Regions from separate parts of the Homo sapiens genome. Here region 2 is linked to region 1. The links are chromatin contacts, found by Hi-C or POLR2A ChIA-PET in ENCODE. All regions are on one chromosome and are shown on one strand. The core of a region is the stretch at or near the end of the contact, and the rest is flanking DNA. Distances in the headings are between cores, read along the strand shown.

Evidence for each region. A loop is a pair of places that touch in the nucleus more often than their neighbours do. ChIA-PET counts read pairs that join two places held with the same protein, here RNA polymerase II (POLR2A). Pooled maps may share reads with other maps.
Region 2: a pooled map shows a loop between it and region 1 (3-fold over the local background). The contact joins two enhancer-like sites. A Hi-C loop is called at or near these places in 2 of 168 maps with a recorded cell type or tissue (endothelial cell of hepatic sinusoid and posterior vena cava) and 1 of 50 pooled maps. POLR2A ChIA-PET finds 5 or more read pairs at or near these places in 1 of 52 experiments (OCI-LY7).

The regions. Positions count from the first base shown.
Region 1 is chr2:20,742,129-20,746,999 of GRCh38, reverse strand. The region is part of intron 4 of LDAH (lipid droplet associated hydrolase); the gene reads left to right. Among named protein-coding and RNA genes, the nearest start is that of GDF7, 77 kb to the right of the region's middle. Within about 2 kb of position 2,124, at least 2 of the 41 ENCODE cell types and tissues checked have a DNase peak (open chromatin) inside an H3K27ac peak, as active enhancers do.
Region 2 is chr2:20,793,693-20,798,563 of GRCh38, reverse strand. All of the region lies in intron 2 of LDAH (lipid droplet associated hydrolase), which reads left to right. Among named protein-coding and RNA genes, the nearest start is that of LDAH, 27 kb to the left of the region's middle. Within about 2 kb of position 1,968, at least 2 of the 41 ENCODE cell types and tissues checked have a DNase peak (open chromatin) inside an H3K27ac peak, as active enhancers do.

The sequences.
Region 1 (4,871 bases), core at 875-3,374:
AAAATACTTTCCTCTAACCCCTGCAAATGTATCCAGTATAAAAATTCCCAGTGTGCATATTTACCTTCCTGTACTGTTCAAGAAAACACGGTTGTGCTTCATTATCAAAAGTTCATTCTGGTAGATAACAGAAGAGAATGTGAAATATGCGAAAATGTTTTCTTAGGATAGAATGAATTGGCTAACATGGGAGTTCTTTTTTTAATGAGATAGTAACATAAGAAAATGTTTGGTCGTGTACACAGATTTGGAAACCTTCACCACACAGCTGTGTTATCAAATTAGGCATACTTCCTTGACTTAGGTGATTTTTTTTTTTACCAATATGAAGAATGAAAAATTTTTATTACTGTGATTTATCAAATTTGGACTGCAAATTTCATTGAAATTATCATTACAATATCTAGGAAAAGTGTCACCCAGCAGGTAATAATTGTTGTTCTCCAAAGGCAAGAGAGGAAAACCAGTCTCATCAACTAAGTATTAGTTGTGATAAGGTCTTTGGTCTTCTTATATTTTTACAAGGCAGTGACGCATTCAATGTACATATTAGAACTTCCTTATTGTTTTGGTCCATTCCCATTATTTCAGACTGCATTTTAATTCTCAATTTGTTATTGATATAGATCAATCAAATATAACCCTGTGGTTGCTTATATATTTTTAGAGTTTCCCTTACATGCAGTTTTGCTTAACATGGGTCACAGTAAAGGATCGTTTATAAAAGTAATGGATTGTTTCCTGTTTCTGCCAGCTGATTTGATCAATCTGAAGTTCCTTATGTACTATGGGTTACATAACCAGTCTGGAATCTGTGTGGTACATTCTTCTAGTTTGGTATTAACTGAATTAATCATTTATATTCTTTAAATCATTGAGGACATTTTAGTAAACACTTGAACTGCTCTCTTCTTCAAGTACTCTGCTCCAGCAATACTGTTCACCTGGCTCTTACTCAAACACACCACTTTAGCTTTCTATGGCCTCTGCACATGCTCTTCCCTCTCCCCACAAAATTTATTTTTCCAAGCATCTCTTAGCTCACCCCCTAACTGCCTTTGCACAAATGTCACCTTTCATCAAAGCCTTTCCTGAACACCCTATTTAAAACTATCCCACCACCCCTAGCAATTTCTAGTCCTCTTTTATTATTTTATCTGCCCCGTCATAGGACTTGTGACTTACTACCATCATACATATTTGATTCAATTATTATTTATTGCTTAAATTGTTATGATCATTTATTATAAATCATGTATTACAGCTAATTAACATACATATGCTCAGTCATTTACTTGATTAGTTATTAGCCTCAATTATATCTTATTTTTTAATATATATTTTTATTTGACAAATAGAAAGTATATAGATTGGTACAATATGATGTTTGGAAATAAGCATATATTGTGGAATGACTAAATCAAGCTAAGTAACTTATGCAGTACCTTACATGCTTATCTTTTGTTGTGATAAGAACACTTGAAATCTATTCTACTGTCTTAGAAATTTAAAAATGGGCAAAGGACTTGAATAGACATTTCTTCAAAAAAAATGCAAATGACCAACAGGTATATGAAAAGGTGCTCAACATCACTAATTATCAGAGAAATGCAAATCAAAACCACAATGATATATCACCTAACACCTGTTAAGATGTCTATTAGAAAAACAAAATGTAACAAGTGTTGATAAGGATATGGAGAAATAGAAATCTTTGTGTGCCTTGTACACTGTTGCAAGAGCATTAGTAGAACTACTTTGGAAAACTCTTTGTAATTATCTACTAAAGATGAATATATGCCTACTATATGACCCAGTGTTTCTACTTTGAAGTGATACAGCCAACAGAAGTACATGCATACATGCACCAAAAGACATATACAGAAATATTATTAGGACTTCTGGTTTCCAGTTCCACATGTAGGGAGCTTAGAAGTTGCCACTCCAACCCTAACAAGTAAAAAGCTAAGCAAACTGAGAAATCAATTCTTATCGGACCCAGGATAGGGGAGGACACAGGGAAAACCACTGTCCCCAAAAGACTAGAGAGACAGACTGGCAAATACCGAGAGCCACAAGTTACTAGAGCATGCAGTCACAAACAGAAACCCCCACAGGAAGCAGTGCCATGGTAGAAAAACCTGAGCTGTAATTGATGAATTATAGGAGGTTCAGTATGAACAACTCTGAAAGTTTTAAACTCCAGGAGGACCCACTCATGGGGAAACACCACAATTTTGTTAGACTTACCTACATGAGCTCAATTAGATTCTCCAAGTAAATATTGCAGAAAAATCCCTATGTGCTTCTGGCAGGGGGAAGGTGAAATGAACCATTTTGAAATATGCCAGAGCACTGTGCTCTTCTTAACAAGGTCTGCCCCCAGGAGAAATTAGTTAGCTAAATCCTAACCTGCTGGGGTATTATTAGAGCCTGACCCAAGGGAAGGGAAATACCTAACTCTTGTCAGCTCTAACCTTCTGCATCAGAGAAGGGAAATACTAAACTCCAGACAACTCTAGCCATCCTGTCCTACCAAAGAGGGGAGAAGAATACTGAGGAAACACTTAGAAGTTTGTACACCAGAGGCATATGCTTACTAAAAGACTGAGACTTAATCATAGGATGATAGAATGTCTCCCCTCCCCTTTCCCCCACCTAACTGCTACATTGCTAAAAGCTGATTTATAAAAGTTCCTTTTACCTGGTACATCATGTCCAGCTACCAAGAAAAAATTACCAGGCATACCAAAAGGCAAAAAAAAAAAAAAAAAAATCTGAGGAGAATAGAGCAAGCTTCAGACCCAGACAGATAGGGATTCTGGAATTATCAGATGAGGAATTTAAATCCACTATGATTAATATACTAATGGCTATAACAGATAAAGAAGGCATCATTCAAGAATAGGTAGACAATGTAAGAAGAGAGATGGAAATCCTAAGGAAAAAGCAAAGAGAAATGCTAGAGAGTAAAAACACCGTAAAATAAAAATGGCTTTGATGGGCTTATCAGTAGATTGAACATGGCTGAAGAAAGAGTCTCTGAGCCTGAGAATGTCTCAACATAAACCTCCAAAATTGGAAAGCAAAGAAAAAGACTGGGAAAAGAAAAAAAAAGAATAAGGACTGCAGGACAACTACAAAAGGTGAAACATATGCATAAGGGGAATACTAGATGGAAAAGAACGAGAGAAAGAAACAAGAAATATTTCAAACAATAATGACAGAGACATTTCTTAAATTAATGTCAGACATCAAACTTCAGATCCAGGAAACTCAGAAAGAAAATAATAGGGGTTTGAAACTCAGATCTCCATAAAGAAAAGAAGAGCATCAGAGAGGGAATAAACAAAGACTAAAATGTTCATTTTTCTTATTCTTAATTGATCTAACTGATAAGTTTGTTCAAAATAATAATAGCAACAGTGCTTTCGATTTTGTATGTTTATATGTTATATGTATGCTTACATATAAGTGAAATGAATGACAACAACACAAGGAGCAGGAGGGAAGACTTAGGATTATTTTGTTTTTGTATGATACACTACTTATAAAGTGGTATAGTGTTATTTAAAAGTGGACTTGGGGGTGCAGCGCACCAGCATGGCACATGTATACATATGTAACTAACCTGCACAATGTGCACATGTACCCTAAAACTTAAAGTATAATAAAAAAAAAAAAAAAAGTGGACTTGGACTAGTTGTAAATGGATATTGCAAAATCTAGGGCAACCACTAGAAGAATTTTTTTTTTTTAAGTATAACTGACATGCTAAGAAAGGAGAGAAAATGGAATCACATAAAATGCTCAATTAAAACCACAAAAGGCAGAAAATATGTGGAAGATGAAAATAGAAAATAATGACAAATGTGGTCTATATTAATTTAACTACCAGTAATCACTTTGAACATCAGTGGTCTAAGTGCACCAAATAGGCCTGGTGTGGTGGCTCACACCTGTAATCCCAGCACTTTGGCAGGCTGAGGCAGGAAGATCACTTGGGCCCAGGAGTTTGAGACCAGCCTGCACAACATAGGGAGACAGACCATCTCTACAAAAAATTTGAAAAATTAGCCAGGCGTGGTGGTGTGTGCCTGTAGCCCCAGCTACTCAGAAGGCTGAAGTGGGAGGATCTCCTTGAGCCTGGGAGGTCAAGGCTGCTGTGACAGAGTGAGACCCTGTCTCAAAAAAAAAAAAAAAAAAGGAAAAAGAAAAGAAAAAGAAAAGCACTAATTAAAAGATTGTTAGAGTGGATCAAAAAACAAGACTCAACTGTATGTTGTTTACAAGAACCCCACTTTAAATATAAAGACACATGTAAATGAAAAGTAAATGGATGGAGAAAAATATACCAAGCTAACACTAATCAAAAGAAAACAGGAGTAGCTATATTTCAGACAAGGCCGACTTTTCAAAGCAAAGAAAGTTATCCAGAATAAAAAAGGTAATTACGTAATGATAAAGAGGTCAGTCCTCCAAGAAGACATAACAGTCCTTTACATGCATGTGCCTAGCAGCAAAGCATCAAACTATGTGAGGCAAAAACTGATAGAACTACAAGCATAAATATATGCATCCACTATCATAGTTGGAGATTTCAACACCCCTTTATCAGAAATGGACAGATCCAGCAGGCAGTAAATGGGTAAAGACCTAGTTGAATTCAACAACACCATCAATCAACTTGATATAATTGACGTCTATAGACTACTTCATCCAACAAGAGCAGAATACACATTCTTCTCAAGATCACGTGGAACATTCACCAAGATAGACCACATTATGGTCCATAAAGCACACCTTAACAAATTTAGAATAGAAATTATATAATGCCTGCTCTCAGACCACAGTGGAATTTTACTAGAAAC
Region 2 (4,871 bases), core at 719-3,218, 52 kb before region 1:
ATATTATACATAGCTAAGCCTATAGGGAATTGCGCATGCATTTCCTTTCTTATATATTTTTGTTTGTTTTCCCTGGGTTAATGATGTTCTGTTATCTTTTTGCTTAGTTTTTTGTGCTTTAATCACTCATTTATCCTAGAACTATTCTCTAGAAGTGAAAAGAATCCTTTCAATGCATTTGAGTCATCAGTCAGTTTTCAGAATGCTCTGTCCTTTGGCTCCAGTCTGGACTCATTGCTCCCCAGGCCTGCTGCACAGTTGCCATCCTGGGGACTTCTGTCACTTTCTTCTGGCTTGGATCCCTCGTTTCTCAGATCCCACATTTTTATCTTAGTTTATTCTCTTGTTTTTGGTAGAGCATATCTTCTAGTAGCTTCCTTAGAAGAGGTACATGAGAAGTAACACAGCATGCTGCAAAATGTCTTAGACTCTAGGTTGGAAATAATTTTTCTTTAGGAGGAAAATGGAGGGCGTTAATGGAGGGCATTAATCATTGTTTTCCAACACTCAGAGCTGCTTATAAGAAGTATTGGTATCATTTCTGATTTTCGCCTTTTGTATGTGAAGATTCTCTACCCACATTTTCGAGACCTTTTCTTTGTTCTGAGATTCTGAAATTTTACAGTGAAGCACCTTGGTGTGACTGTTTTTTCATACAAGGTACTTGGGTTTTGGTGGGCCCTTTTAAGCCAGAAACTCATTTCATTCTAATAGCGCTTTGTTTTTCTTTTCTTTTTTGTAGTCTCATGTTTAATGGATGCAATATCATTTTCTTTTCTTTTCTTTTTTGTTTTTGCATTTGCAAGAATTTTCACTGTGTTCCTTTTTTCATTTGCATTAGTCTTTAGTTTTCCTCAAATGTCTGGCAATCCTTGACTATCCATTCATGTTTAAGAGGAAGACAAAAAACAAATTGGAAGCTTTGCACTCAGAGCTGGGGCTTATCCAGAGGTGTGTCTAGGGTGATTAGCCATCCTAGCTTGCCTAGGACTGAGAGGTTTTCTAGGACATAAGACTTTCAGTACTAAAACCATGACAGTCTCGGGCAAAACAGAGGAGTTGGTCGCCCTAGGTGGGCCTCATCCTAAGGTGATTGAGTAGGGACCCAGCATTTCATTGACGGATTTCCAGCTTTCAGTGTCTGAAGCTCTTTCTTTTATTGTTCAGTTTTCCTGGGGAGGAATCTTCCAGGCTCCTGTTTGAAGAGTGGAAACCTGTCTGTTAATGTTCAAAGAGGAACAGGGGAAAGGAGGTGGTAGTTTCAGTGTTTGGTTATGCCTAGTCCAGCCTCTTCTCAGTATGGTACTTTCATTCTCAGCTGGACTAAGATTCCTGATCGAGAATTTCTCTTTGTTTTAACCACTAATGGGAATAAACTATTCTTCTGCCAGGATGTAACAGTCTTTGTGGAAGTCAGTCCGTTCAGCATCTATTAACATAAAAATACATGTACTTTTCCAGTAGTGAAGGAGAGTTTGAAATTATAGTCATGGCAAGTGCTGTTTGATGGAGCAGAGATTTGGAATAGCTTATAGCATAGGATAGAGAAAATAAGTAGAAACATTATCTTAAACTCGAGAAGGGATATCCTTCTAAGGCTAGAAAGAAGGAGGTGAAATTGGTTACTAAAATGGAAAAGTATAAAGGCGTATCAGAGGGAAGTGAAGTCTCCTGCTTCCTGACTACTGTTTTTTCTGTTGAGAGTTGAGACCATGTTTTGAATGCTAATCATTTCCAGCTCATGAAAAGATACTAGGCCTGTGGTTCTTAAAGTTGGTGTCAGGATCAGAAGTATTGCTTGAGAACTTTAAAAATGCAGTTCCTGGGCTCTATCCCTGACCTTCTGAACCAGAAAGTCTGGGGGTTGGGCAATCAGTGTTTTAACAAGCCCTGCAGGGAACTGTGATACGCATATCTGATCCAGGGTGTAGTCATGGGAATGAATTGCTTAAGTTTAATGTAGGTGAAGTTCTTTGGATTTCATCATAATAATGAATTATGGGACAAAGTTTTTGGCTCAGTCAGTCCAACTGGATTTTGAAATGTCCTGACATGACATGACAAGTGAAACTGTCATTTAAGGGTCAAGGCTTTCAGAGAAAGTGTGAGTGACTAAAAAGTTGATAGATGGAAATAGATGGCTTGAGTCTTAAAGAAGAAGAGGTTGTTGTAATAGTGAGGTGAAATAGTAAGTGGGACAGACAACCCACCCACTTCCCCACCTGGAGATAGTATTTATTCCCTCACTCTTTTATCCCAGGTGCTAGGAATACTGTGTTGCATTAAGTCTTTGCTCTCATTGAGTTATATGTGGTGTTAGAGAAGAGTGACTGAGGCCTCTGCTGAAGAGGATTGAAAGGAAGAGAGCCCATTACAGGGGAGAGCCAGATTTCAGATATGGTGAGGAGATAAAGGGAGTATTCAGTGAAGACACTGAGAATGGAGGGAAGCATAAAACATTTGTAGTTTGATAGTCTCATTGTTTATAGTGCTTTGACATTTTCAGATCATATTTCATTTCCTAGTGTTCTTTTATGTTTGCCCTGCTCATTAGTTTGTGGGATTTAGAATTGTATTTTGTGTGTGTGTGTGTGTGTGTGTGTGTGTGTGTGTGTGTGGCAGGTTTCGGGGGAGCTAATCTATTTACACTGTGGTAATAATCAGGATAACAGTATTTCAAGGATTGTGAAGCCACTATGGACACCATGTTATGTCCGTCTCTGATAGACTGACATAACATTTCATTTTAAATCACATTGCTTTTGCAGCTAGCAAAATTAATTCTTCACTTCTAAGTTAGTAATGATAATTGTGAGTTTTCTTTTCTTTTTTGTAGTCTGATGTTTAATGGATGCAATATCATTTTCTTTTCTTTTCTTTTTTTTGCATTTGTAAGAATTTTTACTGTGTTCCTTTTTTGATCAGAATCCACAGATTGAAGAACTTTTAATTTAGTTTCATTTTTTCTGATGAACCTTAGATCTTGGATTTCTGTAAAGTAACATTGTCCTTGGACTTTCTTTAACTAGTGAGATGAACAAAGGGAATCAGATTGAGAACTCACCATAGAGTACACTGAATCATAATTCTTAGGAGGTCATATGGAGATAACAGAACCATGTGAAGTATCAAGTGCTGTGAGCACAGTGGTTGGAGATATAGCAGATAAGGCTCCATGAATGAGTCCAATAGGTCTGTCTACATGGCAACCTATTATATAGATACTGTGCCATATTAACTTGATATGTGGCAGTTTTCGTTCCTCTCCCTACAAAATTAACTGGAAGGTATAAGTCTATACTTGCAGCATTGTATAGTTGGAGATTATTAGCAGTCAGGGCCTAGAGATGATCACTACAACTTCTGTTATACATTGCATGGGTATTTGACTGATTTGACTGTTATGAGCATGTTCAAGTGTGTGTTTATAACACATTTTTATGTAAACTTTTGATTAAATATTTTACTTGCATGTCTGCATTGGAATGTTTTCCAACATCCTTACACCTGGACCTCTCCCATACCCCTCCGTGTGTGTGTCTTTTTTAGTTGCATAAGTGTAGGCCTTTTAATTTTCTTTGTGGTTTCTTAACAAGGAGGTTTAAATGGTGAAGTATGAAGTACTGTATGCAATGGTATTTAAGCATTTTGCATTGCATTTTCCACTTCTGTCTCTGTTATAAGTTAGACCTTTGTGATACTTGCTATGCGTTCAGTTTGAAAGGATTTATTGTATGTGAGTGCCATGTACCCAATCTAGTGCTGCTTGGTGCCACTGGATACAGAGAACTATAGCAAGTGATGGCTACTTTTAAAGAAGTTAAACTTTCAAGTTTGGTACGTTATACATGCTACAATGTTAAGTATATTTCTGACAGGATAAAACTTCCATTTTTTTCTGCATCTGTTGAGGATCGTATGGTTTTTCTTTTACGGTTGGTTAATGTGGTGGATGATGTTAATTTTTGAATGTTAAACCAATCCAGCATTCCTGTGATAAATCCCACTTGGTCATGATGTATTATGCTTTTAACATTTTGATGGACTCAGTTTGCTAAAATTTTGTTTAGAATTTTTCCATCTTTGTTCACGAGGTATAGTGGTCTGTAGTTTTTTCTTTTTCTTTTTGCAATGTCTTTATGTGGTTTTGGTATGAGGGTGATGCTGGCCTCATAGAATGAGTTAGAATATATTTCTTTCTTGATATGGTTTGGCTGTGTCCCCACCCAAATCTCTTCTTGAATTGTAACTCCCACAATTTCCACGTGTTGTGGGAGGGGCTCAGTGGGAGGTAATTGAATCACGGGAGCAGGTCTTTCTCATGCTGTTCTTGTGATAGTGAATAAGTCTTATGAAATCTGATGGTTTTATAAAGAGGAGTTCCCCTGCACACACTCCCTTTCTTTTTGCCTGCTGCCATCCATGTAAGATGTGACTTGCTACTCCTTGCCTTCCACCATGATTGTGAAGTGTCCTCAGCCATGTGGAACTGTGAGTCCATGAAACCTCTTCTTTGTGTGTGAGTTGCCCAGTTTCGGGTATGTCTTTATCAGCAGCATGAAAACAGACTAATACATTTCTCTTCTATTTTCTGAAAGAGTTTTTATACACTGGGCATTTTTCTTCCTTAAATGTTTGATAGAATTCACCAGTGAAGCTGTGTGGGCCTGGATTTTCTTTGTGGGAAGATTTTTAACTTAAATTCTAATTAATCCAATCAATTTAGGGCTATTTAGGTTATCTGTTTCTTCTTGAGTGAACTTTGATAGTTTCTGTCTTTCTAAAAGTTTATTTTATCTAAGTTGCTAAATGTATTGCTATGAAAATTTTCATATTTTTCCTAATTACTCTTTTAAGATAGAAGACTTTTT